2 separate regions of the Mus musculus genome follow, and region 1 is linked to region 2. A link is a loop called in an ENCODE intact Hi-C map of the cell type or tissue named here. Cell type or tissue: left cerebral cortex. All regions are shown on one strand. Each heading gives the region's core, and the rest is flanking DNA. Links, peaks and the distances in the headings are about the cores only.

Evidence for each region. Hi-C counts contacts between places; a loop is a spot of excess contacts. Peaks named below come from ENCODE experiments on the same cell type or tissue, not always from the same donor. Only the 100,000 strongest peaks of a DNase experiment are listed, where the experiment ranks them.
Region 1: a loop joins it to region 2, with 2.1 times the contacts of the local background. A loop is called at or near these places in 2 of 42 quality-filtered maps.

What each region holds. Positions count from the first base shown.
Region 1 is chr8:121,368,838-121,384,861 of GRCm38, forward strand. No RefSeq gene overlaps it. Among named protein-coding and RNA genes, the nearest start is that of Gm26747, 42 kb to the right of the region's middle. In left cerebral cortex, for the core only: a CTCF peak has its summit at 5,631; a DNase peak (open chromatin) is centred at 6,129.
Region 2 is chr8:121,232,867-121,248,890 of GRCm38, forward strand. No RefSeq gene overlaps it. Among named protein-coding and RNA genes, the nearest start is that of Gm33823, 24 kb to the right of the region's middle. In left cerebral cortex, for the core only: no CTCF peak of the experiment used is centred there; a DNase peak (open chromatin) is centred at 7,807.

The DNA.
Region 1 (16,024 bases), core at 4,670-7,169, 130 kb after region 2:
GGAGGAGGAGGTGGTAGACTGTAGTGGAGGAGCTATGGCAACTCAAAGCCCTGGAAAGTCGATTAATCTATTCTGGCATTATGTAAGTGCTGAGGCAGGGACAAGAGGGGGGTGGCTGGAGGCAGCTGCCCTGGCCCGGAGCACTGGGTGAGGCTGGAAATGTTTGGGGTTTAAAGTAACAGGAAGCCCGAACGAGGCCGTAAATCAGCATTTTCTGACTGGGTTCCTTGTCAGGCTCAGAACAGAGCGCATTAAACGTCTGGGCCTGTGTGAGGCCCCTGCTGCCAGGCTGCCAGGTCCTGCCACGGCGAGACTTCTCATCTGACGCTGGCCTCAAACTGGAAATCGCTCAGTCAGGGAAAATGAGAACCCAGCATCTTAGCAAAACTGAGTCTGGGACCCAATACCCGTTTGTGGGGTCCGGGGGACTGAATGGAGAGAAAGACAGGTGTGTCTCTTACATAGCCAGAGCTGCAAGAGAGACGGTTCCTCTTCGGTTGTCAGCTAAGTGAGGAGCGCATGCCCCGCCCATATCATCCCTGAGCAATCCGGGCATCATCCTCGATCCCTCAGACCACACACTGGCGGAGTCTCCACTGCAGCATCCTGGGGTAAGAGGTGCTGGCACAGGGTGCCCGCTCACCTCGAAGCAGCCACACAGCGACCTCAGAAGCCCACCTCACCGTATGCTCCCAGTTCTGTGGGTGTATGCCAGCACCGCGCCTTGGGGAAATTTCCACTTTTGTCCAGTAGCAGACTTTTCCACCAGTCACTGAGTGAGAGAGAAGCTAGGAGTCACCCCCACAGACATCTGTTCGGTTAAGACCAGTGCTCTCCCTAGGCCTTAATGCTGGCAAGTTCCAGGTCTTTCTGAGCTGCAGTTTCCTGGTCGTATAACAGGAGCAGCAAGACCACCTTGCTGGCTGGCATGAGGGTTTAAATGCTTCACAGACCTGGTCCCCTGCCCGGCTCTCCCCACCCCTCTCCCAAAACCCAGCTTCATCACCCTGAGAGTCTCTCACAGAAGCGCATCTCTGAGGCTGCCTGGCTTGCCTCCCGGACCTGTTGACCTTCACCGTATCCCTTTGCTGTCTCCTCCAGAATGAACATTTAGTCTCTATTGGTAGCTCATCAACATGGCTCACGTGCCCTCATCTCAGGGCACACCTTCATCAGACCCTGTCTGCAATGTCACATAGGTCATCTGAGAGTCTGCTCCCGCTGTGGAAGGGACTCTTGTCTTTGGATCCAAGTCTCAGTTGAGTTTGCTACAGCTCTGAAACCTTCCTCCTCTCTCCTTGCTCAGGGCTGCTTTACTGCCTAGAAGATGCCCAGCACGTATGTCCTGTGTGTCCCTCTGGCACTCGCTATAGGTACATGTGGTACAGACAGAGCTCTAATTAACTCCCCTCATCTGTCTGTAACTAGATGGGGTGGACGGTTAGAATGGCGTCATGACCTCTGGGATAACAATCTCAGACCCCGAAGACAAATGAGCCTGGAGTCCAGCCATCCAGAGACATTTAGACTGGAGAAATCTCCCCAGTTCTGGGTGCAAAGAAAATGCAGTGCTGGATTACATGGGTGTTTTGAGCTGCATGGCTGTGCTGAGCTGCGTGGCTGTGCTGAGTTGCATGGCTGTGCTGTGCAACAAGCATTACCAAGAGTGTCTCTGTGCCCCTCTGTAAAGTTCAAGGCAGAAACTCACCCTATCCACTGCAAGGCTACCCTGCCCTGGGTGTGTGACCTGGGGACCAGGAGGGGAGGAGGGAGAATGGGCTCAGGGCTGGCTCAGCTCTGGAGCAGTGATTGAGGGAACGAAGGGAAGGAAACTCCTCAGATATGAGGCGTGAGCCAGACCAAGCTCAAGACAGGAAGGTGAGAGGTGTTCAAGACCTTTTTAGTAGAAGCCAACACGGACTTGAGAACAAGAGGAAGACACCCTAAAGCCAAGAATGTCTAACCTATAAAGGGAGAAAGAAACAGAGAGACGGAGACAAAGAAACTGATAGAGGATTGGGTGAAACAGCCGCTGACCATGATTAGGGCCTCTCATGGCTGGTGGTAATGTTAGTGTTCCTAACTTGAGGTTATTTTGAGTAAAACCATCTAGAATAAATTAGTGAATATGTAATGTTATAAAATATTATATAATACATAATATTATAAAATAATATATAATACTATAATATGGAACATTATAACTTTCCATGACAATCATAATTCCCAGCATGGAAGAATCCAAAAACCCAGGAGATGCAAGAAGACCCTGCCAGGGTCAGAAACTAAAGAAAGTGGCCTCGGGGACTGGGGGACTGGGGGACTGGGGGACTGACAGGAAATACCTACAAACTGGAGTTTCGGGGTACAGAGCTCACCACAGAAGCCCGAGCCTCGGGTAGAAAGGGGATCTTGTGATCTGCAGAGGCTGTGGCAGATAAGTCTGGAGGAACAGGCTCTCAGAGTGGCACCTTCCTTCCAGGGCTCAAAGGAAGACTCCTGCTGCTGCAGATGTGACCAGAGTGAGCAGAGCCACGCTAGTGTTCAAGTCTGCAAAGTCACAATGCTGGGTTGGTTTGGTTTGGTTGGTTGTTTTTTAAGCCTTAAAGGTCACATTCGTGAGACCAAAGGGGGATGGGTCTGCTGATCACCGTGAGCTATGTGTCAAAGAGAGAATCGCTGAGCCTTGTTGCCCTGTGACCCATGACCCCAAGTAACTAGCTGGGGGTCATAGCTCACCTCAGCTAGACTTGGAGCGCCTGCGTTTTGCAGCCGCGGTGTACAACAGATTTTGTTGTCCTTCTGTTGCGTTTTGTTTGGAAAGAGGATTTTGTTGTTGTTGTTGTTGTTTGTTTGTTTGTGTGAGACAGAGTCTTATCCTGCAACTGTGTATACCCTAAGGTGCTATGTATTCCAGGGTGGCCTCTACGTCTACGATCTTCATGCCCTGACTTCCTGAGACCTGGAATTACAGCTATACATCACCACACCCAACGACACAATAGTAACTTTGTGTTTTCGTGGTTTTGTGTGTTCAGACATAATAATAATAACAGTTATTATTATTATTGTTACTGTTGTTATTGTTATTATTATTATTATTGGCATCAGGTCTCTCACTGAACCATGTCAGTGATGTTGCTGGCTAGAGAGCCTGGGGGATCCGCCTGTCTCTGCTTTCCTAGCACGCACCTGCTGCTGCACCCCGCTGTTTTACGTGGGTGCTGTGTCAGCCTCAGGTCCACACACTTGTGTGGCGAGCGCTTCTACCCAGCCCTGCAGTAAAATCTCACCACCCACGGCCCCACGTGTCCATGGAAACACACCTGCTCGAGCAGAAGCATTTGACGCCAACACTCTCAGTTGAGGCTAAATTACCATTCCCCGGGCCTCTGAAACAGAACTTTTAAATAATTCCGAAAGGCAAGAAAAGCCCTGGCCTTAATCTGCAAGATCTTTGCCTGGGTTCCATCTCAGGCACCCATCCGATATGAATTGCAAAGTTGGGTCTAACGCATGTGTTTCATTACCACCCCGTGTCCGTGTTGTCCGTATCTATTTTGGGTTTAGGTCCTTGAGGCAACAAATAACTCATTTTCAGGAAACGCATGTACGAGGACGGTGCCAGCTCGCAGGCTGCCTGCAAAGGGGCTACAGCAGGGTTTCCGGGCAGCTAAGGAGGTGCTGGCTCTGAGGTGCCCAGCTGAGCCCCCCGAGAACTGAGCCTACAGGAAAGGGCCCTGCCCTAATTAGATTTCACTCGGCTTATTAGTAAATCTCATTCACCGGCTTAATGAGAAACAAACGTCTGCGTTCAAGGGGTCCGGCGCGATAAAACGTTGGCTGAATTTATACAGCAAAGGGCTCGACATTTTCCCTCCGTATCAGCAAGATTGGACTCTGCACTGGAAACAGGAATTGTTATAAATGGCTGCAGGATGCAGCTTGTTCCAGAGACAGCACACACTGTGCAGATATTTAAAGGACTAGAGGGAGCCCAGAAGAACTAAGGGCCGTGGGTCAAGTGAGGCTCCCAGCCTGAGACGGCAATTAGCTTTGTAGAATAGGCTCTTGTCATCCCATTTTTGCTGATGGGAAAACTGAGCTCAGAGAGGAAGTAGACTCACCTAAGGTGATTTGGAGACTGGCCACTGGCCGTGGGGAAGTCTGACCTCTGGGTCAAACCTCAGATACCCCGAAGAGCTGAAGGAAGGTGAGTTCCAGAGCAAGCCCCAAGCTTGAGGAGACGAGAGCAGGTTTCCAGAGGTACCAACCATCTCTGAGTTCTCTCTCAGCCACCGGCTCTGATCTGATCTGAGGCTCAGTTAACGTCAGAGGACAAGCAGGGTGTATGTCTCTCAGAAGGAGCTTGGTGCTTGTCACCAAGGTCTTGTGGTGTCCTAGGCAGAGTCCTTGTCACCAAGGTCTGTGTCCTAGGCAGATTTCTGACACTTAGATGCTGTGTTCATGACTCCGTCAGCGCCATGATCTTGGGAACTGACGGGCTGTTCGTGCTCGGCACAGCCAGAATCTGCCTCTAATGGGTTGTTTGTTTGTTTGGGGGTGATTTGGTTTGGTTTGCAGGGCTTCCTGAGTTTTAAAGTCCTGTATTAAATTATCACTCATTCCCATGGCTGTGAGTTTCTTAGTGTTCCCATAGCAGGTGCCTCAGGCCAGGCTGGGCAGGGAGTCACACGTCATTAATCTCAGCACTCAGGAGGCAGATGCAGGTGGGTCTCTGTGAGTTCAAGGCCAGGCTGCTCCTCAGAGTGGGTTCCAGGACAGCCAGGGCTACACAGAGAAACCCTGTCGGGAAAAAAACAAAACAAAACAAAACAGAACAAAACAAAACAGAACCAAGCAACAACAATAAAAATATCAGGTGCCTCATGGCTCTAACTTTAAGAGTCAGGTCAACATTCTTCTCTGACAGGTATGGAAACTGAAGCTTAGTGAGATCCAGGGACAGCCCAGGTCCCTACAGAGGTTGGTGGCACACGTGCCTGGGAGCTTTAGTTGGCTGGGACAGACCATGCTCCCAGTCTCTGAGACTGATGACTGACAAATGAGTGGAGCAAAAGGCAGGGCAGTGGCATCCCTGTTCTCCAGCCAAGGGAGTCAGCAATTCCACTGGAATATGGGGCCTGGAGCTCCTGAGTCAGCACCAGGGCCAGCCTGGGACACCGGGCGACCAGTGAGATTACTCTGTGACCCCTGCTGACCCCCGAGTCCACCATGGCTGTTTTCAGACAGTGACGTCACCCTGGGAAGGGTGTGGGGTGCCTGCCTCCTTTCCCTCAGTAACAACCACAACATTTCTAATAAAAATAACCTCCAGCCTGCGAAGGTGCTGCTTTCTGAGCTTCTGCTGGGACTGTCACCTAGGCGTGACATCTCTCCAAGCCCCAGAGACAGACAACCTGGGGAGGCACGGTGCTGGGGGTATCTCATCTCCCAGGGAGTCACAGCTGAGGAAGCTGAGACACCTTTGGTGGCTTCTCCATGTCTCTCAGTAAAATATGAAGCCAGGTTGCAAACCACGGGCTAACCTAGTTAGCCAAAGGAAAGGAAAGGGAGACAAGGCCACCAGGAAGCCCCATCTTCCCTAAGGGATGCAATACCCCACTGTTCCACAGGGGGCGCTCTGCCCCCCGACAATCTCCCCTCAGCTTCTCTTCCCCTGTTATCCCTTTTACCAGATGAGCCGGAAGTATATAGTGACTAAGAAGGCTCTCAACTCCCACCGTGAGCCCAGTGTTCAAGAGCACTTGCTGCTCTTGCAGAGGACCTGGGTTATGTTTTCAGCACCCACTCGGAGGCTCGCGATCACCGGCAGCTCCAGGTCTGACGCTTGCTTCTGGACCTTGCAGTCATCCAACTGTACATGGCTTTCACACACACGTGCAAGCAGGCACAGGCATGCGTGTGCATACAGGCATATGCCCACACCAATAAATCTTTAAAAAACAAAAACAAAAAAACAGGGGACACCCCTGTGCACCCATGTCTGAGAGCCCTCCAGAGTCCTGGGCACTTTCCACAGAGCAGAGGGACTTGCTATCTCTGATGACACAGCCCCAGGGCTGGCTCCCCTTCCATTCCACTCAGCTGCTCAGCCTCAGCCTCGCCATCTGTCAGCTGACCGTCAGCAAGAGGTCTGCCAAACAGCGCAGCCCCAAGAATGCAGCGGGCTGGGGATTCCGGGCCACCAGAGCAGGGAGCTGCTTTCCCGCTGAGAAGCACATTTCCTGCTCCCAACAGGTGGAAACCTGCTGCAGCCGAGGTCAGAGCTGCTTTAATTGTATGTCTTTGTTAAGGCTGCGCCTCAAAAAAAAAAAAAAAAAAGTGTTTCTTTCCAAGTCTTCAAAAGTCAACTCTCGTGGAAGAAAAAGAAAGATTGGGGTAAATTTTCAAATACTAAATTCAAATGTAGGGTTTGCGACTCTGATTTGGAAGCCCGAGAGGTGGTGTGGGATTTGGGACATCTAGGGGAGGTAGATGACAGACAGGACCAAGCCAGAGCCTTGAAAGGGCAGATGACAGCCCACTGTGTAAAATCATCACCACCACCACCACCATCATCATCCTTGCAATCCTTCATCCAGGGAGGCCTCAGAGCCAGCCACTTAGAGACAAAGATTCCACACTTGTGTGTGTGCATGCACATGTTTGTGTGTTAGACCAGCTGGTCTAACTGAGTGAGCTCCACCACGTTTGACTTTGTATACGGGCCCTGGGGATCTGAACTCGGGTCCTCCAGGCTTGTGAAGTGAAGTGAGCTATCTTCCCCAACCCAAGAATTAACACTTCAATTGTATGGAAGAACCTTTAACCAAAATGGACCCTTCTTAAGATGCCTGGGGCAAAAACAAACAACTAAATAAACAAAAACAACAGAAGCTGACAAATGTGGAAGAAGTGAGGCTGATCCCGAGGACTGATCCCAGACAGGAAAGACTTTTGTCACAGAGGCTTGCCCCAGGGCTCTGTCCTGAGCAGTCCCACTTGGGTCTCATCCATGTCATTTTTCCAGCCCAATGTGGTCAGGATTCTTGAGGAAAAATTCCGGAATGAAGTCTGAGCTAGCCTCCACACCCCCAAATGTGGCGAGATGAAAAGAATACAGCAAGAGGAGGTGCTGATGCCCAAAACCCCATGTCTGGGCTCTATGCACCATGGGTCCTCTGTCTAGAAAATATTCCAAGCCATGCCAGCAAATCACACACAGCATTTAGCATAAACCTGGCAGAGCACTTGATTTTATAAATAAAGTTTTATTGAGACATAGCCATGCTCTTTCTTCCTGTAACGCTCACAAGGCACTTTCTGTCCTGTGAGCAGAAAGATGACCCAGGCAGGTTCTCCCTACCATCAGCCCCAGTGGCCTGGGCAGCCAGCCCAGTGCGATGACGCACTCTAGGGCCCTAGCAGAGCTAGCTGGGGGCAGGACGTGTCAGCCTGGGCCTCCTCTCTGAGAGAATGTTCCCACAGAGCTGCTGACAGCCCAGCCAAAGTGATGGGCCAGGGAGAGCAGAGAGGAAAGCCTGCAACATGTCCTCTGTTCCCACTGCCTCAGGGTCACTAGAGCTGAAACCCTGCAGTCAGCCTGGAGCCGCAGGCATTCAATCTGTCATGAGAGCCCAGGAAGAGGCCTGGCTGGGCCACTGCTCTCCATCCCAATTATGACCCAATGAGACTTAACCCGGAAGCACTCTTGGCTCTCAATGGCAGCATGAAGCCAAAAGAGCCCTGGGACACAGTGTGCTGTGGGCGGGCAGGGGGGTGAGGGTGGGGGTGGGGGTGGGGAAGCACCTTGAGAGCCAAGGTCAAAGAGGCCCATGCATGTCAGGAGATTGGACAGGAGTCAGCCAGGAACTGTGCCCTCCCTGACAGCTTTATGGCCCTGACTTGGTCCTTTAAAGTCACTGCAGCAATGACATCATGAGCCTCCCTTGTATGGCATGTCACTGAGTGGGCGGGGCTGCATGCTCTGGAACCCAGAGCCAGGAGGTGCCCTGGCTCAAGCTATGGTGTGACCAGCACTCCGGCTGTAGTCCAGGGATGTCTAAAGCCAGGTCTTCCCCACGTGGAGCCTTGTACAGCTACTGGACTTGTTTGTTGCTTACCAATAAGGACATTCTGGATACCATTACACATGGGTGACCCTGAGTAGAGAACAACAGCTCTCTATGAGGGGTCACCTGAACTTCAGGCCCAGGTTCAGGGCTGACCTCCCCAACACGGGACACAGCTCCAAGCCCCTACACAGGACCCTGACCTCAGCTAACACTGCACTAGGCCTATTGCTGTTCTGTCCCACCCACCCCTAAGGAGAAAGCCATTTGTTCCCACAGTGCCCAGCTGTGACTCCTTGGTGTCCTAGCCACTCTAACTCACCTCCTTCCAGCCCAGCCTTATGAGATTCCCAAACAGACTAGAGCAGAGGAACCGACTCTGGTACCCAGTATTTTGTGCACCTGTATGTGTGGCTGGCGCTTCCTGGTTGCAGGTCGCAATATGGCCGTGTTCCTGTCACCCCTCTGCTTGTTGTCATCACCTCCCTCAGATTGGATCTAGCCTCTTCCCAAGGACCTTCCAGTTAACTCTCCCACCAATTTGGAGACCCTGCCTATGGATAAGATGCGCCTTGAGGTCTTAGGAGCTGAGACTTCAGCTCTTGGCTTCATGGGAGGTAAAACTCAGCCACAACACCAGGGTGTGCTGAGGGCTTGTTTGAGGCTTTCCCAGGGCTGGGACTCCCTAGAAGGCCCAGAGAGGTGGGGATGCCTTAGGTAGCAAAAGGCCCTCCAAGCCAAGCCCCTTTCACTCCATGCTTGCCGCCCTCTCCCTTTCTGGCTCCACAAGGGTTAATTCGAGCTCCAGAGCTGGGTGGATTTACTGCCCCACCCCACCCCCAGCTCTATCAGACCCTGGCTGGGGGGGCTCCCATTTCTCCCTAATCACTTGCCCTGCAATCAGAAGAGATAGCCAGGCCTGCGTTGGGCGGCTGCAGCTGCCTGCTATTTATTTACTTTTGCTCAGCCGGGGGAGCGGCAGCAATTTAAAGGTTCAGGTCTCAGCTACCCTGCCCGGTGCAAACCGGCTTAAACACTTCCATATTGCTCCAGGGAGCCGTCACTGGACGCGGTGCCTGCTCCCACACCCTGGCCCTGGATGGGGAGCTGAGAAGACAGGTGTTCTAGCTCACCAGGCTGCCTGGCCAGGGGGAGAGTCAGCCATCCTGCAAACCAGAGCGACCACTGCCTAGGAGAACAGAGCACAGGCCAGCCAGCAGAGCAACAGAAAGGGCCACCCCAGGAGGGGGCCCAGCTCGCCCCCAACCACTCACCCAAATGGAAAAACCATCTTCACTTTCGTAATTCCTGTGCCAAATGGTGCAATTAGCACTTGAGTTGTCAAATGGCCTCCAGACGGGCCTTACCGGTCACATCAGAGATTTAATAAGCTTTTAGGCGTTGACCCCTGCCTCGGCCCCCACCTGCACACCCTATTGGTGAAATCTGAGCCCACAATTAGATCTGATAATGAGAGCCGGGCATTCAGCCTTGAACTTTGCGGGCCACTTCCAGGGGTGCCCAGAGAATCACCCCATGCCCTGACAAATGGAACGCACCCACCGCAGAGGCCTCGGCAGGGCCTCAGGAGGACACCTGGGAGCTCACTGGGAAGAAGCTATAAGGCCTAAGAATTCTAGAGGCCAGAAATTTGCAGGCCCAGCAGCTCGGCTGCGGGAACTGGTTCTGGCCAATTCCGCCCGGTTAGACACATTTCTCTTAGTCACCTTGTCAACGCTAATTGGTGGCCCACTCGTTGACTGTCCCACCCCTCTGCGATATGAGCTGCCAGCTCCGTGGTAAAGCCTTCCTGGATGGCGGGGGCTGCTAGGGTGTCCCATTCCCACTGTCCTGTTTGAAAATTATTCTATCCTGGGATGGGGCAAAATCTCCTGGTAGTTACAGAATACCCATCTAACAGGTACCACCAAGGACTTCCCATGTGTCTGCTCATTCGCTACAATAACACAAGAGCTATTGCTAACCGATTTGTAGTTTGGAAGAAAACACATCACAGAGAGGTTAAGCAACTTGCCCAAGACCACACAGCTGGAAAGCATCAGAACTGAAACTTGAAGTCAAGTCAGGCATCAAAACAAATGCACACAACCATAACCTCACCCGATTTAAAATCCTAATCCGCTTTAAAACGTGTGGATCCAAAGGTGGGCTGCGGGTCGTGTGTATTAAACAGAGCTTACTGACAGTTTGTGCGGGGATCTGGAAAGGTAGGCTTTCTTCCAGAAAAGCTCCACATGCTGATGGTCTCTGTGCTCTGACACAGCAGAGAAGATGAACAGGTCTGAAGAAGTGGACCAGAGCCCCTTTGGTCTTGGGTGAGGGGAGCCATGGATGTGGGAAGATGGGATTCCTGGCCAGGGCATGAAGTATCATGGAGAATTTCATCTCGGTACTTGAGAGGATGCATTCTGTGAGTCCAGTTCTTCCTCCCAGCCCCAGGCTCCTGGAAATAAGACTCAGACTCAAAATATGTTTACAAATACCTTGGCCATATAGCTAGGCTCTTCTCTGACTAGAATCATAACTTAAGCTAACCCATTTATTTTAACCTATATTCTGCCACATGGCTGGTTACCTGTGCTCAGGGACCATGCACCTATACTCTATCTTCTCAGCCAAACCTCCTGCCTGGCATATCCCAGAATCCTCTCTGCCTACAGGATGTCCCACCTCCTATTTCCTACCTAAGCTATAGGCCATCAGTCTATTATTGACAGGTGCCTCATCCATACAGACTTAAGATGCTTTCTCTACAGCATTGGCAGCCACAGAGGACAAGGCTGTCTGGAGACTCCACTGGGAAATGTGTGTTCAGGTTCCCTCCACTCGGTGACTCTTCCCCAGGTCAGTTCTCCAAGCTCATCCTCACGGGGACTCTGAGTTTCATGGCTGTTATGACTGTGTCACCATTCCTTCTGAGTCAAATGATTGATACTTGGGAGAGAGGTGGTCACATCCCTGTTGCCTTGTAAAGGTTATACAGGGACCACAGGAGACCAGCTCAAACAGGTTACAGGCAGTGTGGCAGTTTTTACAAAAACAGAGGTGTGGAGAGTGGTGGCTTTCTTCGAACTGAACACAAGGTACAAGACAATGAAATGGAGGACCCAGTCGAGCTGTCACCCAGGCCAGGCAGGCAGGAGAGGGGGCAGGAAGTGGAGCTGACCCCAGCTCTGTAGGGAGGAGGAACGGTCTTGCTGAACCCTCTGATAAAATCTTAGGAAAGGCCAGAAATCAGGAAATCTATTTATGTGTGAGGTGGGTGGGACTCCTGGTGACAGCCCTGAGACTCGAGTGGCAACTGGGTTCAGAGACCCACAAAAAGTAAGCTTCATCTTGGAACCTCCAGATGCGCTCACGCACACACCAAGAAGTGGACCAAGGGCAGCCTGTTGTTTATCAGGGTTCTGTTGCTAAGCAAGAGTCCCTATGATCTGAGACCATCAACAGGTCTATGACCCCATACCTGGACAATGACAATCTCTCTGCTCCACCTGCCTCTGACCCCTGTCCACTGTGCTCAGATCCAAGGCACCCTCCCCCAGTCCCAATGAGCCCCACAATAGCCCCGATTCCATGTGACTGCTCCACAGGGCAGGAGTTAACTCAGCTCCACCCTACACCTGGCAGTCACTGAGCTCTGGTCCTGGCTGGTGGCTGGAAATGCCTGTCTACTCACAGGTGTCCAACTGGTGTTTTCACTGCCCCCCCAACTTCCAGTCAGTCTGAAGAACCCCCCCAGGCAAGCTGAGTTATTGTACCCATGTCTCGGGCAGAGAAAACAAGGGCCAGAGATAGCCAGGATCTCACATAGAGGCAGAGCCCCTGTTCAGCAGGCTCAGGAGCATCGCATACACAGGGAGGCAGGGAGCAGAGTGGGTGGACTGACTTCTCAGTTCCGAAGTCTGCCTCCAAGCCACGTAACAGAGAAGCCCTGGGTTCACTTTGTATCACACAAAACAGAAAGCCTCCATGTAAGCATGGCGTGCACATAAATGAATGTGCACACATGGACATGTGCATGCCAATAAGTGGATTTGGGACTGGGGAGGTGGCTCAGTGGTTAAGTGTGCTGACTCCTCTTACAGAGAACCCAGGTTTGATTCCTAACACACAACCATCTGAAACTCCAGTTCTAAGGACTCTAACACCCTCTTCTGGCCTCTGCAGGCACTAGGCACACACACACAGCGCACAGACATACACTCAGGCCAAATACCCATACATGTAAAATAAAAATAAGTAAATATAAAAATAAATAAATAAAACAAATTCATGTGTGTCCCAGAAACAGGAACCAATAGTCTCAGGGAGATGGTGAAAAGCCATTGGTCTAGGCTTACATTCCATGTTCTGTTACAACTCTTCTTTGGGAAAGCATAATAAGCTAATAAATATGGAGCCAGCATGGAGCCTGTGGCTTCTGGCTCTAGCCAACAGTACTCCCAGACTGGGGGTTCTCCATGTCTAGGTACAAAGCCCATAAAAGACAAGGACCCCAGAACTAAGAAGAGTCCCCACTTTCACTTCAAGGTGACTTTCAGTAACAGGCCAGGATAACAATCCAGAGGACCCATCTGTCCCTGTCTGAGGACTTCCTGGAATCTACCAGAGATGATACGGCATGCATCTCTCCACCAGAACACTGACTCTGCAGAGTTCGCATGTTGGGTACCTCAGGCTCACCGCTGTGGGTACAGAGTGGATCCAGCTTCCCCCTTCCACAGGGAGCCCTGGGCCTACCCGGATTCCTCCCTCCATGGCCTCTCCTGTCTCTTCGCTGTAAAGGGGGACAGCATCTTCCCATATCCCTAGACCCGAAATCCCACATCCAAAAGCTTGAAGCACTGACTTACCCGGATCAGAAGCTAACTGGCTAACTCGCCTGAACTCAGTCTCCATGGAGATGAGAGCTGTACCATCTCCTTCCACAAACAGGAAACATACTGAGGTCCAAGGTACCCTGACCTCAGAGCTGAGAATGATCAAGGGAGAGCTGGGGGTGGCCTGCATCTGAGGGGTCTCAGGCACTTTCTCCATAGCCTGATGCCAAGTCAAGGGACAGCTCCAGAGGAGCCATGTGTCCCTCTGCTGGGTGTTGGCTGTTGTAAAATCTCCTCATGAAAAAAGCATTCCTAGCACCCCAGCCTCTGTTGCTGGCTCGCAGCACCTTGAGAAGCCTTGAGAGGTCCCAAGAGGTAGAGCAGGTGGTAAGCTGGCTCAGCAGGTAAAAGTTCTTCTTGCCACAGAGTCTGATGACCTGAGTCTGATCCCCAGAACATACATGGTAGGAAAAACAGAACTGACTCTTAACAAGTTGTCCTCTGACCTTAACACATGTTCTGTTGTATGTGAACACACACACACACACACACAGAGAGAGAGAGAGAGAGAGAGAGTGTTTTGCTTGCTTGCTTTTTAAAGAGAAAGATGGAGCAATGGAGAGCATTGTTGTAAAGCTGTAGCGGTCCTCACTTCCAGAGCCTGACCCAAGCTCCTTATCTGCAGGATCAGTGCGTGCCTGGTGTTAATGTTGGACCCTGAACGGCCCCTCCAAGTTCTAATGTATGACTCTGAGGCCAGGGCCCTGAGACTCCGTATTTTAAGCAAACAGTCGTGGGAGTAGGTTGCAATCATTCTCCACACTCCCCGCTACCTCCGACCCTAGCCGGTTGGGAGCATCTTCTGAAGTTGATACCAAGGGTGGATTAAGAGCAGTCCTCCTGCACAGCGCCTCTGCAGGCCACGTGATGCACTGCATCCCACCGCCCCTCCTGGCTGGGAATCACCCAACACAAAGAATGGGAGGAAACCGGAATTCACCCCACCCCCACCCCCACCCCCACCGCCCCCACCCCCACCTCCGCCATCACACAGCGTAGTCTGAGCGGGCAGTCAGAACCGGCTGCGAGCCGGGGCCAGCGGCAGAGGAGTAGTGGCCGGCAGCGGGAGCTGGGCCACAGGGATGAGGGGCCTGGGAAACACCCACCCCCACCCCCAACTGGCCGGGGCCATCACAGCCAGAATCTGCAAGCTCATCACTGCTGGCTTGGAAACCTCACCAGGACAGAGCACAGGACACGTCCTGCTGGGCAGAGATAAGAGAGAACCCCAGGTTTTCTCACCGCTAGGCAGCCCCTGGGGAACAGAAAGCTGGCCCTAGCTTGGCTGACTGTGAGAAAGGTGCCCAAAACAAACACACGAGGAAGTCCTGCCTGTCCCCTTCACCCTTCACCTACTTTGGGATAGGACTACTAGGGGGGAGGGGGGTCTTCAACCAAGTGGAATAGACTGCCTACTAACCTGGCTATTGAGCTCAACCGGGACAGTCTCTACCATCAGGCTTTCCTTCGTGGCTTGTGGGGCTCTGGGCAAGTACTTATGCCTCAGTTTCTCTACCTATAAAATGGGACTGCAGATAGTGACCAAAATTTACGACGATCATCCTGGCAGGAGTTACGGGCGCTAGAAGTCTAGATCTCAGACTCCTGCCCAGCAGTTCTTGGCTTAGCCTCTTTACCGGGTAGGGAAGGCTGTCCAGCCAGAGAGAGGCAAGCTCCATGGTGCTCAGACTCCTCAGACCTGGCTCAGGACTGGCAAGCATTAGGCCTGGGTAAGCTCACCTGCATTCTGCGGGCTTGTGCCATCTCTACAGCTGAAACAAACAAGAACATATGCCCTGTTTGTACACATTCAGAAATAATAATGGCCAGCAGAGGAAAAGCTGACTCTTCCAGAGTGTGCCCAGGTGTGGGCACCCTCCCACGCCCTTCCCAACCCTGATGCCCTGCCTCACTGTAAGGGAAGCAGAATATGAAACCAAAACCTCTGTCTAGGATTCCCTGGTGCTGATCCGGAGCAGGTGGGAGCAATGTCTTCCTCTGCATCTGTCCCCACTCTGTCCCTTCCCACCAGTGAGCCTCCCTACCTGCTCCTCGTATCTCTGGATGTCCCTACAGGGTGTTGGGACAGCAGTGAGCAGATGAAGGGTCCAAAAAGCCTAACTCGGATGGAATCGGTTTTATCTCCCAGATTCGACTTGAGCCTGTGTGGTCCACCAGGGATGCCCTGCCCTTTAGAGCTGTCTGGAGGGCTCTCAGGAGCTTTGAGGGTCCCCGCTGCCAAGGATTTGATTCCCAGAGGAGTGGAATGCGTTCAGACCAAGCCAGTGTTTGGTGTATAAGCGGGGTGGGTGTGTGCGTCAGGGGGTAACACTAAAAATCTGCCAGAAGCTTGTCTGGTGGTTTTATATTGACAGCCTATCTTCCAACCCCGACCCAGTGAGACCCTGCCAAGTACAAGCACTGCCCTTTGTTAAGGTGGACAGGTATTAAAATGGGGGAGGATAGATAGCCCGTCTGTCTTTTGCTGTAGAGATTCCAAAGCAGCACCTTACACACACACATGCATACACATACACACTCTCACACACACACCCATGCACACACATACACTCACACACACTCACTCACACCCATGCACACACATACACACACTCACTCACACACTCTCACACACACACTCACACACACTCACTCACACCCATGCACACACACTCACATCATACACACTTACACACACTCACACACTCACTCACACCCATGCACACACATACACACTCTCACACACACTCACACACCTGGCCCACTTAGCCCTGCCCCAGGTAGAGCCACGGCCTTGAACATAACCAGGAACCAGGCATGCCACGAGACTTCCCATGCTGGCATATGTAATTGCATAAAGCAAGCATTAATTAGCAGGTCTAGGAGGGGAGATGGACTCTAGGACAGACCTGGCGGGACCTTCAAATCATCGATTCATCAATGCTCAAACCAAATAGAACAGCATAGAATCTCAGCTCAACAAACTATACCACGGAGCAAGTGGGCGTAGCAGGTGCCAACAGGCATGCTGTCCCGAGGCTGCGG
Region 2 (16,024 bases), core at 6,271-8,770:
CCAAGCCCTGGGTTTGATCCCCAACACCACACACACACACACACACACACACACACACACACACACACGGTAACACATGATAGAACATGCACAACAGCCCAGCACTCCAGAAGTTCGAGGGCATTCTTGACTATAGAATGAGTTCTTGATGAGTTTGGGGCTAGCCTGGGCTACAAGAATGAAGACAGAGCGCAGACTCAGTGTGACCCTCCAAGGATAATGAAAACTTCTTCCTTGAACCAGGTAGTGTGATCAGGGTGTGGGGAACGCATGACGGAAGGTCACCTTGGTATCAAGAAGCACAGCTTTTGAGGGGACAGGCCCCTGTGCTGGGGAAATGCCCACAGTTTGCCCACTCCCAGGAGAGTGGCATGTAGCAGAAGGGCATCCCTGCCCCAAGTGGGACTAGCCAGAGAGTCAAAAGTGGCTGTGTGTTTGTAGTAACACCTGCCACCCATTACTGCCACTAAGCCGGGCCATTTAATCTCAGTAAATCTCAGAATAATGCAATTAGAGGAGATAACCTGGGCCCAGGACCGAGGAAAGTTTCACCCTTTCAAAGCCAGGCTTAGGATAATCCGCAGGGCAGCCATCTTCTTTATTTTCCTGTCAGCTAAGGTTTCTCTTTCCACTCGGCCCCCTCCTGCCCCTGCTCTTTTTTCCCAGGCCAAAAAAAAAAAAAAAGTAATGAGAGGAGGGGGAGAGAAAGAAAAAGGATACAGAGTGTGAGAGTTCTGAGACAGCAGCAGACCTGGGTTCTGTGTGGCATTCTGTCTCTTTTCTGATGATACACACACACACACACACACACACACACACACACACACTCACACATAGCACACACATATGAATATATACATATATACATACACACATATATATGCACACACCCATATATATACACATATACACATATATTTGTTTATATAAGCACATATATGCATACACATATATGCACACGCATACATACACACACATATATGTATATACACATATACACACATATTTATACACACATATATACATACACACATATATGCACACGCACACATATATATATGTATACACACACACACATTTCCCCCTTAGTCATTACTTGTGAATATTCTGAAAGTTTTGCATTCTGAAATTTTCCTTGGCTCTCCCATTTTAGAATTTTCCAGAAAGATAAGACACGAAGGGTCCATTAAAGGACCAGTGAGAGGTGAATGCCAATTAAAAAAAAAAAAAAAGCCAATGTCTTTCCTTCCACACTGCGCAGATGGCTGCCTTGATCCCTTTTGTTTGGAGGCTTGGAAAGTTCTTCCTGGCCTGTACTTCCGCTGATGTGTGGTGTTTCCTTACAGCTCAGTTAACCATTTTGGGGCCAGAGGACGGGACGGTGGAGCCCTTCCCTGATTGGGCCACACGCCTTAAAGCATCAGTGACACCCATCCTGGGCTGGGTGAGCTCAAGGGGTACAGTGGTGACCCGAAAGACAGACTGATGTTCAGGATGGAGATGGGGATTTCTGTTTACAGAATAGTTCAAAACCAGGGGAAACTGAGTCACGGGGTGCTAAGTACCAGGGGCACGGCCAGTTCAGACGTGTTCAGATACCTTCTCAGGAAGTGACTTCCACGACTGACCCTGCCCAAGTGGGGAGCCCGTGAATAGCAGCCACCAGTGAAATCCTGACTGACCCTGGAAAGGTTGTCCTGCAGTCCCTGTAGTGGCGCAGAAGGGACACGCCTTCCTGGTCAAGGGGTATTTAGTCACCTCTTCCAGGCTTCCTATGGGAATGACCCTGCATATGCTTCACCCCGAGACATGGGTGCCGAGGGCTGGCCACACGCACTGTCCCTACGGCTTCAGTTGTTCACAGTGTAGTGGAAGGGTCTGCCACACCTAGATCCTACGGCCTCTATGGCACACAGGTTTCATACCGCAACAGAGGGATCAGGATCTGCTGGTGGGACTCACTGGGGAGGGTAAAGCCTCACACGGAGCAACCGGTGTGACACCAAGACCAGGGCACCCAGAAGGAGCTCCCTGAGCCGGGAAGGTGCTGGGACTCAGATGTCTCCACCCCTCTCCTTCTATATCCGGACTGGCGCAGGAGGTGGATTCTTCAGGGATATCCCAGGGATAGCCTGGGTCCTTTCTATGCATTTGGGGTCAGCTCAGGGGCAGCCACACTGAACTTGTACCCAGCCATTGAGAAGGCACTTAGGACAGTAGGGGGCACACGGCTCTGCCCTGCTCCTAGTGGCTAAGTGGGGGAACTGCAGCCAGTGCTGTGGTACCCAAAGCCCGCAGAGCGCCTCTGCCTCCCAAGGGAGAGGGCCTGCCCTTGCATCCCCTGGGTTTTCATTAACGCACAGGTCTGCTTGAATTTCCTCGTGTAAGCAAGTGAACAAGATAAAAATTTAAAACACCTGGAGGTTTAAAATGTATTCATTAAAGAAAAGACGGCAGTTAATATGAGTGATCGAAGGAAAGATGGGGACCAGATGAGCTTGGCCTCCTGCTCCGAGAGCTGAGTTCACATGGCTTCTTCTCGGAGCTGGGAGAGGGGGCCACAGATCAGGGTCATTCGGCACAGGTTTCCAGGGGACTTGTGACTGGTTCTGTGCATGTGCTTTCTTGACCCATGACAGGAGAAGGCGCCCACAGGTGCATAGGGCATGCCCTGGGGCAGGTCCAGGTCTGTCTGTCCTCAGTGTCCACCAGAGCCTCTCCTGGATGGGTAGGACCAACTTCATTACCCACTCCATTCCAAGGAAGAGGGGCTCTGACTGTCCTTCCTTTCTCCCTCCTCCCTCCTCCCTCCCTCTTTTCCTCTCTCCCTCTCTGCCTCCCCCCTTCTTCCCTTTCTCCCTCCTTCCCTTTCTCTCTCCCTCCTTTCTTCCCTTTCTCTCCCTCTCTCCCTCCTTCTTCCCTTTCTCTCTCCCTCCCTCCTTTCTTCTCCCTCTCTCTCCCTCTCTCCCTCCTCCCTCCCTCTCTCCTTCCTCCTCCCTCCCTCCTTCCCTCCCTCCTCCCTGCCTTCATCTTTCCTTCTTTCTCTCCTTCCTTCTTTGTCTCCTTCTCCCTCCCCTCTCTAGCTTTCTATGTTTAAAATTTAGAAAAATATTTCTTTTAAATTGTATGTATGTATGTATGTATATATGTATGAATGTATGTATGTGTGTATGTATGTATGTATGTATGTGCATGCAGTTGCTCATGGAGGCCAGCCGAGGACATCAGATCCCCTGGAACTGGAGTTACAGATAGTTGTGAGCCACCATGTGGGTGCTGGGACTCAGCCTCCCACACCCTGGGAAAGCAACCAGCGCTCTAAACTGTGAGAGCCACCTCTCCTGAGCCCTCATTCTTTTAAACAAATGCTATAGGTTTCCCCAGGCTCCGCCCTCCTCTCTCTGAAGCCAACTCTGCAGGTTATCCTCAGACACGTGGACATCTGAGTGTCCCACTCATGCTTGACTAAGCAAGTCCGTGCTGTCTCGATATGCCAAAGCAGAGCTGAAGGATGCTTCTAGCCACAGTGTTCTTGGAGACTCAGCTTGGACTTGTGTGGCTCTGCACAAGAAGAAGCTCTGTGGAGAAGCTGTGGTGGGTACTGGGAGACAACAAAGCTGGTGGAGGAGGTAATGGAGGCCAGGACAGGAAAAGTGGACACTAGGGGAGGTCAGGGTAAGGTCGGATCTGAGAGTACCTTGCACTGTGGTAGAATGTTCCAGAAGTGCATCTCCTGTCTGCTGGTCAAATCCTCTGTTCTTATTCTTTCGCTTTACAGCCATGTTGCTGCCTCCTGTCTTAGTTAGTGTTTTACTGCTGTGAACAGACTCCATGACCAAGGCAACTCTTATAAAGACAGAATTTAGTTGGGGCTGACTTACAGGTTCAGAGGTTCAGTCCAGAATCATTAAGGTGGGAGCACAGTGGCTTCCAGGCAGGCATGGTGTAGGAGGGGTTGAGAGTTCTACATCTTCATCTGAAGGCTGCTAGCAGAAGACTGGCTTCCAGGAAGCTAGGATGAGGATCTTAAAGTGACACACCTACTCCAACAAGGCCACACCTACTCCAGCAAGGCCACACCCACTTCAACAAGGCCACACCCACTCCAGCAAGGTCACACCCACTCCAACAAGGCCACACCCACTCCAACAGGGTCACACCTCCTAATAGTGCCACTCCCTGGACTGAGTATATCCAGACCATAACACCTCCTCAGAATCCCTGCTTGTTTTCCTAGGAGCTCTTGCACCTGTGTAGATCCTGAATTCCGTGTGTGGGAGGGGGGGTGGGGGGGGAGGAACAGGATTTTGGCTGTACCCAGATAATAGGGCTCATTGGTAAACACAGACATGGCACTTTAGGGCACTATGGAACTTCTGGAAGCATTCATCCCATGTGTTCTTCTCTTACCTTCCCCATGAGCCTTTAGAGCTTGGATGAACAACCAGGCCCAAGATAACTCGGAATATGAGGGGAGCAGCCTGTCCACACGAGAGAGCTCTGTGAAGAATCTGGCCTAAAGCAGGGCCCAGAACTGGCAGAGGAAAAGCAGAGGGTCTTTGGAGATGTGTGTCCAGCAGCTCTCAAGACAGGGCCTTGAAGGGCTTGCGCAAGGATACAGTCGCTTTCCAGTGCTACACAGTATCTCCTATCCCACAGTGCTTTGCAGCTGTCCCGTGCAGACTCTGCCCTTGGGAGGGGCCCAGCCATGTATCCGTCTCTTCCAGCCAACCCCGTTGAAGAAGGCAAGAGCCTCATGCAGTCAGAATTTTGTGGAACCTCAGACCTTCTGCAGGAGAGGTTTTGGATACCAACACTTGAGTGAAGCTGCCAGATAAAATGTATGTATGTATGTATGTATGTATGTATGTATGTATGTATATGTGATTATGATTGTGTGTGTGTGTTCACGCATACGTGTGCGCACGTGCGTGGGTGCTTGCCACTTGGATTTCAGATTTAAAATAATATGTTGTTTCTGTAGTTCCCAAACTACACATGGGAGATACTTGGCCAAATCTGCTAAACGCAGTGACCCAGGTTTAAGGTCTCCCCCAACCTCGACGCCAGAGCTGGTGTTCACTGTCTGTTGGACCACCCAGCCTTCAGCTCTGAAGACCAACAGTTCTGCAGACAAGCCTGGACCAACTGAGAGGCTGGGTGTGAGCCAATGATGAAGAACAGAGTCTGGAAAGGAGACATTAGTGACTCCCGGTGACATCACCAGCGTGTGGCTTCTCTACCAACCGTTCCTGGCTTTTCTCTCAGTGCAGAGACTCCACCTTTGGGAAGATGCCCTGGTTCTCAGTGTCTCTTTTTGTGTGTGGAGGTGTCGAGTGACTCTAGTGCACACCTCTTCAGACTTAGTTCTCGGGTGAATGAGGTAACACCTGGGGGTAGAACCTGAGGTCACGTGAGGTCACGATGCAGCCTGGCTCACGCCATGCAGGTTACTCAGGAGAGTCCACTATCTGAGCTGATGATGTTTGTTTTTATTTTTATTTTTTATTTTTTATTGTTTTTGGCAGTGGCCACAGTGGCTGTCATTACTCATTTTCTTGGAGTCTTCTGTCTTCCAGAATCTTGGGGAGAACTCAAACCTCTTACTGGGTTGCTTGCATGGGCTCTGGGATGATGTGAGACCATTGCATACTCTGTATTCTCTGACAGTTACAGATTCAAGAATGAGATGGTGACAGCCAGAGAAAACCCTAGGACTCTGTGTGTGTGTGTGTGTGTGTGTGTGTGCGCGTGCAAGCACGCGCATGCACTCACATGTGTGCATGCATGTATGTGTGCATGTATATATGTATGTGTATGTGTATATGTGTGCATGTATGCATACATGTGCATATATTTGTGTACATGTGTATGTGTGCATGTGTATGTGTGTATGTGCATTCCTATGCATGTGTATATGAGTATATGCATGTGTGTATATATATGTGTATGTGTGTGCATGTATGTGTATGTATGTGTGCACATGTGCATGTATGCGTGTATATGTTTGTGTACATGTGTGTGTGTATGGGCATGCCTATGGATGTGTGTATGAGTGTGTGTGCATGTGTGTGTGTGTGGTGCATGTGGAGGCCAGAGGTTGACACTGGGTGTCTTCTATTGCTCTTCATTATATTTAAAAAAACCACATTTGTCTATCTTATGGAGTGATCGTGCCACAGCGCGTGGTACCAGAGGACCACTCTCTAAAGTTGGTCCTCTCCACACTCTTGTGGGATCTAAGTCAGATTCTCAGCTTGCTCAAGAGCACATTTGCCCCCAGAGCCATCTTGACAGCTCTCTAATTTTTCAAGGCAGGGTTTCTCACTGAACCTGTAGCTTGCTGATTTGGATAAACTGGGCGGCCAGTGGACATGAAGGCCTTCCTGCCTCTCCAGCCCTGGGATTTCAGGCTTATCTCTGTGCCTGGCTTTGGGGCTTCTGTGAGTGAGAAGAGGAAGGTTGCCTCCCTTCTGTGGCTGAGCAGAGACTTTGACTCCCATGCAGCTAGAACCTGCCTGCCTCCCACAGGGATATCATTCTGAAGGCAAAACAGCTGGAGCAAGGCAAAAACAGACCGAGAGACACTGGCTACTGCCGGAACAAGCCAAGCCTGAAGCCCACCTGTGTCTGGACTTCCCAGCCATGGAAGCTAACACATCCCTGTTATTTAGACTAGCTTGGCTCTCTGCTTCTTACAGATTCACTGAAGCGCTTTTCCCAGTGCAGGGTCTAGATCACTGGCTCTCAGCTTAACAAGACTGTGTGCGAAAAGAATTGAGCCTCCAACACTCACAGGCGTGACACAGAATCAAGATTTCCGCTCCTTCCCTATTGGATTCAGAACAGCCACGCCATCAAAAATTAGATTTCCAGACTTCACATGGCAAGATAGACTCATTAGTCTGGACTGTTTGGGGCTTTTTCAAATAATTGCATGCCTTGGGAAATATTACTGTGATGTCCTCATTTTCCCCCTGAGATCATGAATGTGTCACACTAACCCACTTGGAATCCTGAGCTATGCTTGAACGCTCGCTGCAGGGCTGAACGCACCACTGGGAACTGGCAGAGTTTAGTTAAGTTAACATTCTCATAATTTCTTTCCCACTGTTCTGCTAGCTGCTTGAGACCTGAGATAACTGCATCTCCTTAGGTTACCAGGCAACTCTCTCCTCCTTGATGTGGTCCAGAGACCTAGGCTCCTTGAGCCCGGGTAGTTCTCAGGTCCCCAGCTGGAGTTCACTCTCTGCACTACAAGAATCCAGGGGGCCCTGAGCTGGGAAAGAGGTACCATCTCCTGTCTTATCAGCCCTGACTGAAGCAGCTTTGCCTCTGTAATGTACAGGAAGAGATCCCCTGCACCTCAGACTTGAGTCTAACCTGAGCCCTGAAGCTTCAGTGTTGATGTTCTCTAAGGACATGTGGCTCAGAAGTTTAGGTCATCAAGTCACGCTGCTGACACACTGTCACACACTGCTGACACACTGTCACACACTGCTGAAACACTGTTGCACACTGCTGACACACTGTCACACACCACTGATACACTGTTGCACACTGATGACATACTAATGGCACACTGTCGCACACGGTCACCCACATCACAGTGCTCCAGTTCCCTCCCCCCTCCCAGCATTTCACAGTAAGGGGCACATTGTTGTAACAGGTTCCCGTGGGCAGGGCTTCTCCAGACATCTGAAGGGTGAGGCCAGATGAAGATGCTGCCCACAGTGTACACATCAGCAGGATGAGGAGGATGCGGAAGCAGACACAACCCACCATTTCCATGGCTGTGGCCAAGACAGGGCCATCATGCTCATACTGCAGGAGAAGGCCCTAGGATCAGGCCACAACCAGATGCAAGGACCAGGACACACTGTCTCCAATGGGCAGCACTAGCCAGTGTTGTGGGGACATCTGCTCCCTATAACAGACACCCAGAACTGTGCTGGCCACTGTGTAGCTGCCTGCTGTGGTCTTCAGCTGCTGCTGCTGCTGCTGCTGCTTGAGTGATTAGTACGCTGGGGCGTCCCCAGCGCTGAGCTGCCTGGTGGGTAGGGTCATGTCTGGTTCATCCTTCCCTCCTGGCCCTGAGAAGGGGCTGGTGTGTGTGGTAAGAACCAGGAAGGACAGGGATATTAATTATGGCTGTATGGTTATCTTTGCCACACTTCTGTTCCTAGGACAGGAACGTCAAAAACCAAGGGTCTGGTGTCACATGCTGATGTGTAATGCCACTTCTAAGTCCCAGATCACAAGTATGCCACCACTTTTGGATGAGTTGTCTGCCTCATTCCTTGCCACATACATGAACACACGTGCAAGCACACAATCAATTCCACATGCACACATGCATGCAAACACTCATGTGCATATACATGTATATATAAGCTGGAATACACATGCTTATCCACATGCACACACACCCTCCATGTGCCCAGGTGCACATGCACACATTCACACACATATACACTCACCTACACATGGTTACACATATGTACACATGTGCATGTACATACACACAAATGTGTGCACATATATACTCACATGTGCATACACTCACATGTACACATGCATGCATGCATGCATGTATACACTCACATGCACACATCCACACACACACATACACTGACGTACACATGGCTACATGTATATACACGTGTGCATGTACATATATGCAAATGTATCTGCATATACATTCATGTGTGCATACAGTCACATGTTCACAAGCATGCACGCACGCACACACTCACACCATACACACATAGACATACATGTAGACATGCGCTCACCCATGTGTACACAGGGCATTGCCTTCTTCCTTGTTTGACCCCCTACCTCTGCATGGAATATTTATGATTTCTAATAAATTGGGGCCACGGCTCATTAGCCTGCCCAGCCGCTGCTAGAAGCTGTGAAGGTCCCACGGCTGGCAGTCCCTCCCTGTCTCTGAGCACACTGTATTCCACATGCCACAGTGATGACCTCACAAGAATGGGCTCTGTCCCAAGCCTGGGACAGCACTCATCTTTCAAAGCAGATTAAAAGAAAACAAGAGCGAGGCCATCCCCGGCTCCGGAGCAGGGCCCGTGCCCTGTACTGCTGAGGCTGGAATGTGCTTCTTCTTAATTACTATTTCTTCTCCATTAGTTACCATGTGAAGTACAGCCCCTGCTGAGCTGGCTCTGCGCACCCCTCGCACCCCTCGCCTGGGGGAGTGGGCTGGGAGTGACTGTCCAGCCGAGAGCTGACTCATCTGCCTTGACTGGAGAGGGGTTTCCTGTCACTGTGCCTGCCTCGAGAGGGGAGAGGGAAGGCCCCCAGGAACAGAAAAGAACCAGGCATCTATTTCCCAAACACAAGGAAACTACAAGGACTCTTTTGCTCCCTACACCGTAGGGGCAGAGCTGAGCGCTGGCTACTTTAACTCCAAGGATTGCTGGGGCAGAGGAGGTGTCAGGAGGGGGTGGTAGCCAGCTTAGGTAGGAGAGGGACAACGCAAGCAGGATGACTGAGGATGGGGCAGAGCAGAGGGTGTGATGGAAGCTGTGTGTTCTTTCTGTGGGCAGCACACAGTGGAGCTGCAGGAAGCACACAGTAGTGCTGCAGGCAGAACAGTTAGTTGCTCAGGAACCAGGTACTCACTGGGTGCCTGAGTTTCTGCTAATCAGACTAAGAACACAGGCTGTAACCCAGCAGCCCTCTTGCCCCAGACCCATCCTCTGTGGAGGGTGACAGGGAAAGGAGCCACCAGCTCCTGGTGGGGCTACAGAGTGGCACACATCACCTGTATGCTTGTTAGAGCCAGCCAGGGCATGTAGGCAGAAACAAGGGCTAATTGTTCTCAGAGACACAAGGGTTAAAAAAAATGCTTCATGCTCCACCACCTCGGAACAAGTAAAACCCCAGAAGGTGTCGATGATAATCGCGCTGGTATTCGGGCCGTGGGCTCAGCAGGTCACACAGTTGCACACTCAGTTCTCCCACACTGTCTCGAGTGTGCCAGGAGAACGCATGTCCATGTGATGATTGAGGGAGCAGAGATTCCAGAGGTAAGGGAGGAGCCATTGTGAATGCGAGGTCAGGGTCAGCTGCTGGCAGGGCTTGACCCTGAGGTCCAATGTCCTTCGGGGATAAATAGACACAGGCCAAGGCACAGAGCATCGGCAGGAAGGGCTCTGTGAGCGGAGGGCACCCGTGTCACCGACACAAAGCTAGTGAGTGACACCTCACTAGAACCTTGGGAACCATCCTGGGACTCACTGAGTTGTTTTGCACAAAGGAGACTTTAAAAAAACAAAACAAAACAGTTTCTCTGGATTTATTGTGTTTTGTTTTGTTTTGTTTTGTTTTGTTTTGTTTTGTTTTGTTTTTACCCCTGCATTTAAAAAGCATAAGAAAGGAAAAGATAAAGCTGGGTGATAAAAAGAAAGCGAGAAGAAGTCGGTCGGTTGGTCCCGATCTCTTTCCAAGAACAAACCTTCTGCCAAGGTTAAGATGGCTGAACTCCCACCAATGAATATCGACTGGGGTTCTTCCCTTTGTTAATGGCTGTTTCTTTTTATCACGTTCTGAGAAGCAAGTCTGTCCTCCTCTGCATTGCCCGTATCGTGTGCACACTCAGACAGCACACCGTCTCCGCACCTTTCTGATTGCACTCCACCCACCAGCCCACCCCAGCTGTGCAGCAAGCACACACTCACCTCTTCAAACCATCTCCCATGAAGGGAACCTGCACAATCCCGTGACGAGGGCTTGACCCCTCAGCTAGAGACCAAACCATGGTTTCATCTAAGACAACAGAGCTGCCGCTCCCATAAGAGGGGGTGGAGAGAGACCCCTGGGTTCAGCAGACAGCCTTTGATTCAAATATGGTGCAGCCAAGGTAACGATGCCACTTCAGAAGCACTCCAGTAGGCTTTGTGTATGAGCTCTGTTCTCCAGGCTCTGGTGAACTTCCTGGCAGCAAGAAGCAATGTAAAGGAGGAGGGGTTTGCTCACTGGCTCTAGGCTGTGGTTCACAGGGATCTGGGGTGTGATTCGGGTGGGATGGCATCAGGAATTGGCTATGAATCTTGTCATACCTTGGTGGGTCAGGAAGAAGATAGCTGGAGCTGGAAGCTGACCATGCTGTAACCTCCAGGACCACCCCATCCCAGAGACCTACCTCTTCCAACGGGAGCCTTAAAGGTCCCACAGCCTCCTGAAAGAGCAGCACCAGCTGGAAAGCCACTGTTCACACATGGGAGCCTGTGGGGACGTTTCGCATTTATGCTCAGAGACCTCATGCAAAACAGTTATATGGTGTTCTTCTTCTTCTGATACCTTCCCCTGTTGGATGTCCATCATACTGAATAATGTCACCAAGCTGGTTAGTAGCCTTGTTCAGTAAGAGCCACGATTGTATCTGACAAGCGCTTGCCATTTATATCTGACAACCTGAGTTCAAACCACAGAACCCACAGTGAAGGAAGAGACCCCATTCCCAAGTCTGACTTGCATATAATAAATAATATCATGAAGCATCTGTTTTCCAAGAAGCCCCCCTCCACGAGGATAATGGTTGTTCTTAAGGAAGACTATGGGTCTCCACAGGGCAGGTTGTACCCTAGATGGACCATCAGCACCACAGAAGTAGGTTTGTGGGTCTGGAGGTGCGAGCCCGACTGTGCAGACATCACGACCTTCAGGGTGATTGATATGTGTGACTGTGTCACTCCTCCAGACCCTGGCCATTACTCTACTGCAAAGCAGGGAGTCACCCCAGATGACTGCCCTGGTAGAGCATCAGACTTTGAGGGGATCCGTTAGAATGATCTACCGCCTCCCTTTCCTCTCCCAACCTCGAAGTCATGGAGGCCAGGGTCTTACATAAATTTAGTGAAGAGGATTTGACATCAGAAATTAATCCAAGCATGCGTGTAATAGTATTGTTGGTGGCTCAGCAAGGCGGAGGTCAGTGGAACCTCCCCACTGTTTTATTCAGGGATAGGAATCTCTGGCTTCATCAATGTAGCTAGATAACCTTCCCCCTCAAAGCTTTTACTCCCTTGAGATTTCCACTATTTAGTCTACTTCCCTGCAGGGCAAGAGTAAGTCATATTTCCCCAGGGTGACAGTGACATTTCCAGGCTTGAGGCTGCAGTATTAGGCAGCAAAGGAACCAGGTAGGTCCCAGGTGGTATCTGATGTTATAAGCCAAAGAAGCAGAGGTGTGGGCCTCCTGCCTCCTGCCTCCTGCCTCCTGCCTCCTGCCTCCTGCCTCCTGCCTCCTGCCTCCTGCCTCCTGCCTCCTGCCTCCTGCCTCCTGCCTCCTGCCTCCTGCCTCCTGCCTCCTGCCTCCTGCCTCCTGCCTCCTGCCTCCTGCCTCCTGCCTCCTGCCTCCTGCCTCCTGCCTCCTGCCTCCTGCCTCCTGCCTCCTGCCTCCTGCCTCCTGCCTCCTGCCTCCTGCCTCCTGCCTCCTGCCTCCTGCCTCCTGCCTCCTGCCTCCTGCTGCTCAGGGGCTTAGCATGATGGGACCCCCCACACCTACCTTGAAGGAGGAACAGATGGCTGAGGAATTCTTGTCCCCAGGAGTCCTGTCCTGAGAGTTTCTGTTGGTCAAGGGATGCCCTCTCCAGGGAAGCTATCTCCTGCAGAGCACTTGTATTTGTTCCAATACTAAGACACATGAGTGTCTAGTCAGTTATCTATCCAGTCAGTTCTCCAGGTCGGACCATATATGGGATTCACCTCCAATTACCACATTCTGCATGGCAGCATACAACAGAGCTGTGGCTCTCACCATGGCTGCGGCTCTCACCACAACCAGAACATGTTCTGTGTCCCGGGGCAGACTGCAGGTCTCCGTAAGGCGTCCACAAATGTAGCTGGCATCACTCTGCCTTTGATCTTTTTCAGGGCAGGAAAAAAATATATATATACATATATACATATATACATATATACATATATACATATATACATATATACACATATACACATATACACATATACACATATACACATATACACATATACACATATACACATATACACATATACACATATACACATATACACATATACACATATACACATATACACATATACACATATACACATATACACATATACACATATACACATATACACATATACACATATACACATATACACATATACACATATACACATATACACATATACACATATACACACACACACACACACACACACACACACACACACACATATATATATATATATATATATATATATATATATATATATATATATATATATATATATATATTAAAGGAACAAAAGGCAGACAGGGCCAGGGAGAGCCTAGCCTGGTGGTGCAGGTCTGTCCCAACTGAGGCAAAAAGGTTGGAGGTTAAAGCCAGCTTGGGTGATTTAGTGAGATTTGTATCTAAAAACAAAACAAAACAAAACAAAACAAAACAAAACAAAACAAAACTGGGGAATGTAGCTCAGTGGTAGAGTGCTTGCCTAGCATGTGAGAGGAGAGAAGAGGAAAAGGGGAGGGAGGGGAGAGAGAGGGGGAGGGGAGCTAGAAGGAAGGGGACAAGAGGGGAGAGGGAGGAAGGGAGGCAAGAAGGGAAGGAGAGAGAGGGAGGGACGGGAAGAAGGGCGGGAGGATGCTTCTGTGCTGTGTAGCTCAGCTCCTCTCAGTCCCCTCTGGGTTGGTTTTGTCTGTGTTGTGGGAACGGGCCACATTTGTAGCATCTCTGTGTTGCCTTTTATTGGCCTTGTAGACCCCCCCCCCATAGTCCTGCTCCCTCCAGGCTGGGGTTCCAGAGCTTTCTGGTTGTGTGTGTCCATCACTCTCTGACCCAGGTAGCTAAAAAATCCATGTCTGCTCACCCTTGGTCACAGTCAGAGAAGCAAGCCCCCTGGATGTGCCCTGTGCATTTCCACAATGTAAACACTGCAGCTGTCCCGAGCACCCCACGGTTCTTTCTGTCTCTCCTTTCTTCTAGGCTCCTTCTGTTCTGTATCTTCCTCACCGGCTGGCCACATGCAGGGCCTTGAGAGCAGGGGCTTCATCTTATCTGCTCCATCCTCAGGGCACAGAGAAGCACACAGTAGGTATTCAGTTCATCCTCAGGGCACAGAGAAGCACACAGTAGGTATTCAGAGTGTGTTTAAGGTGGTAGATAAATAATAAAAATGTGCAGGGCAAAGAGTTGCTGTTGGCTTGTACCGGAGGAGGCAGAGCCCCTCAGACACAAGAACCCAGTAGCTCCCAAGGAGAAGGATGGGCCCACTCAGTAGGCCATCGAAAGACCCTGTGCTTGGTCAGCTCCAGCCATATACCCACCCCGGGTTCCAAGTAACCCACCCAGAACCCCAGCAGCCTTTGGTCACAGTGCCCGCCCTGTGATTAGCAGATGACTTACTGTTGTTGCACTTCTGGGCACAGGTGGCCTTTGGGCCCTTCAGGTACAGTTTGAATATGTGAGAAGTTGAATTATAATTGGTTTAATTTTAGTTTGTTTGAATTTAAATATCCCCATGTGGCCGGTGGCCATGACCTGTTACATTTAGCAGAATCTTAGCACTGCAGCTCAGTGCTGGTGTGTAAGGCACGGTGAGGAGCTGGTGTGTAAGACACGGTGAGGAGTTGGTGTGTAAGACACAGTGAGGAGCTGGTGTGTAAGACACAGTGAGGAGCTGATGTATCATTCACAGTGAGGAGCTTGTGTGTAAGGCATGGTGATGAGCTGGTGTGTAAGACACGGTGAGGAGTTGGTGTGTAAGACACAGTGAGGAGCTGGTGTGTAAGACACAGTGAGGAGCTGATGTATCATTCACAGTGAGCAGCTTGTGTGTAAGGCATGGTGATGAGCTGGTGTGTAAGACACAGTGAGGCGCTGGTGTGTAAGGCATGGTGATGAGTTGGTGTGTCATACACAGTGAGGAATTGGTGTGTAAGGCACAGTAAGGAGCTGGTGTGTAAGACCCAGTGAGGAGTTGGTGTGTAAGACATGGTGAGGAGCTTGTGTGTAAAGCATGGTGATGAGCTGGTGTGTCATACACAGTGAGGAGCTAGTGTATAAAGCACAATGGGGAGTTGGTGTTTAAGCCACAGCGATGAGCTGGTGTGTAAGCCAGAGTGAGGAGCTGGTGTATAAGCCAGAGTGAGGAGCTGGTGTGTAAGCCAGAGTGAGGAGCTGGTGTGTAAGCCAGAGTGAGGAGCTGGTGTATAAGCCAGAGTGAGGAGCTGGTGTGTAAGTCAGAGTGAGGAGCTGGTGTGTAAGCCAGAGTGAGGAGCTAGTGTATAAAGCACAATGGGGAGCTGGTGTTTAAGCCACAGCGATGAGCTCGTGTGTAAGCCAGAGTGAGAAGCTGGTGTGTAAGCCACAGTGAGAAGCTGGTGTGTAAAGCCAGAGTAAGGAGCTGGTGTGTAAGGCACAGCAATGAGCTGGTGTGTAAGCCACAGCAATGAGCTGGTGTGTAAGACATGGTGAGGAGCTGGTGTGTAAGGAACCTTGAGGTTCCTCGAACATAGCAGATGCTGCACAGGTAACAGTGACATTTTGAATTTCAATTAGAAACAGAGACTTATGATGCTGCCGTTTTGTTTCACTGGAAGCTTCTAACTCTAAGCCCCAGAGGAGAGTGAGCTTCCGGCAGGGAGTGTGGTCAGAACAGAAGGTCCTGAGGATCTGAGCCGATGACATCGAGTGCCAGAGTGAGGTGGAGAGCCCCAAAGTGCCAGCCCCCCTTCAGATGCCAGAACAGCCAGGTATGGCTGCCTGGGGAGAGCAGATCTGGGGGCTGCAGTGACTAACCTGTCCTCCTCTGACAGTAGAGAAAGCATACTTTCTGCGCAGGGAAGGGGCTAGAGAATGCTAAGGTCTTGTGAGCCAGACCAGGGACAGGATTTGTCTCAGGGTATCAAGGTCATTCCAAGCCACTTCCCTCACATACATGGAGAGGGCAGGTGGGGTCGATCTCAACTGGTCTAAGTCCCCCCTCATCCCAGGGTGGGTCTCTTCAATAGTCACTCCCC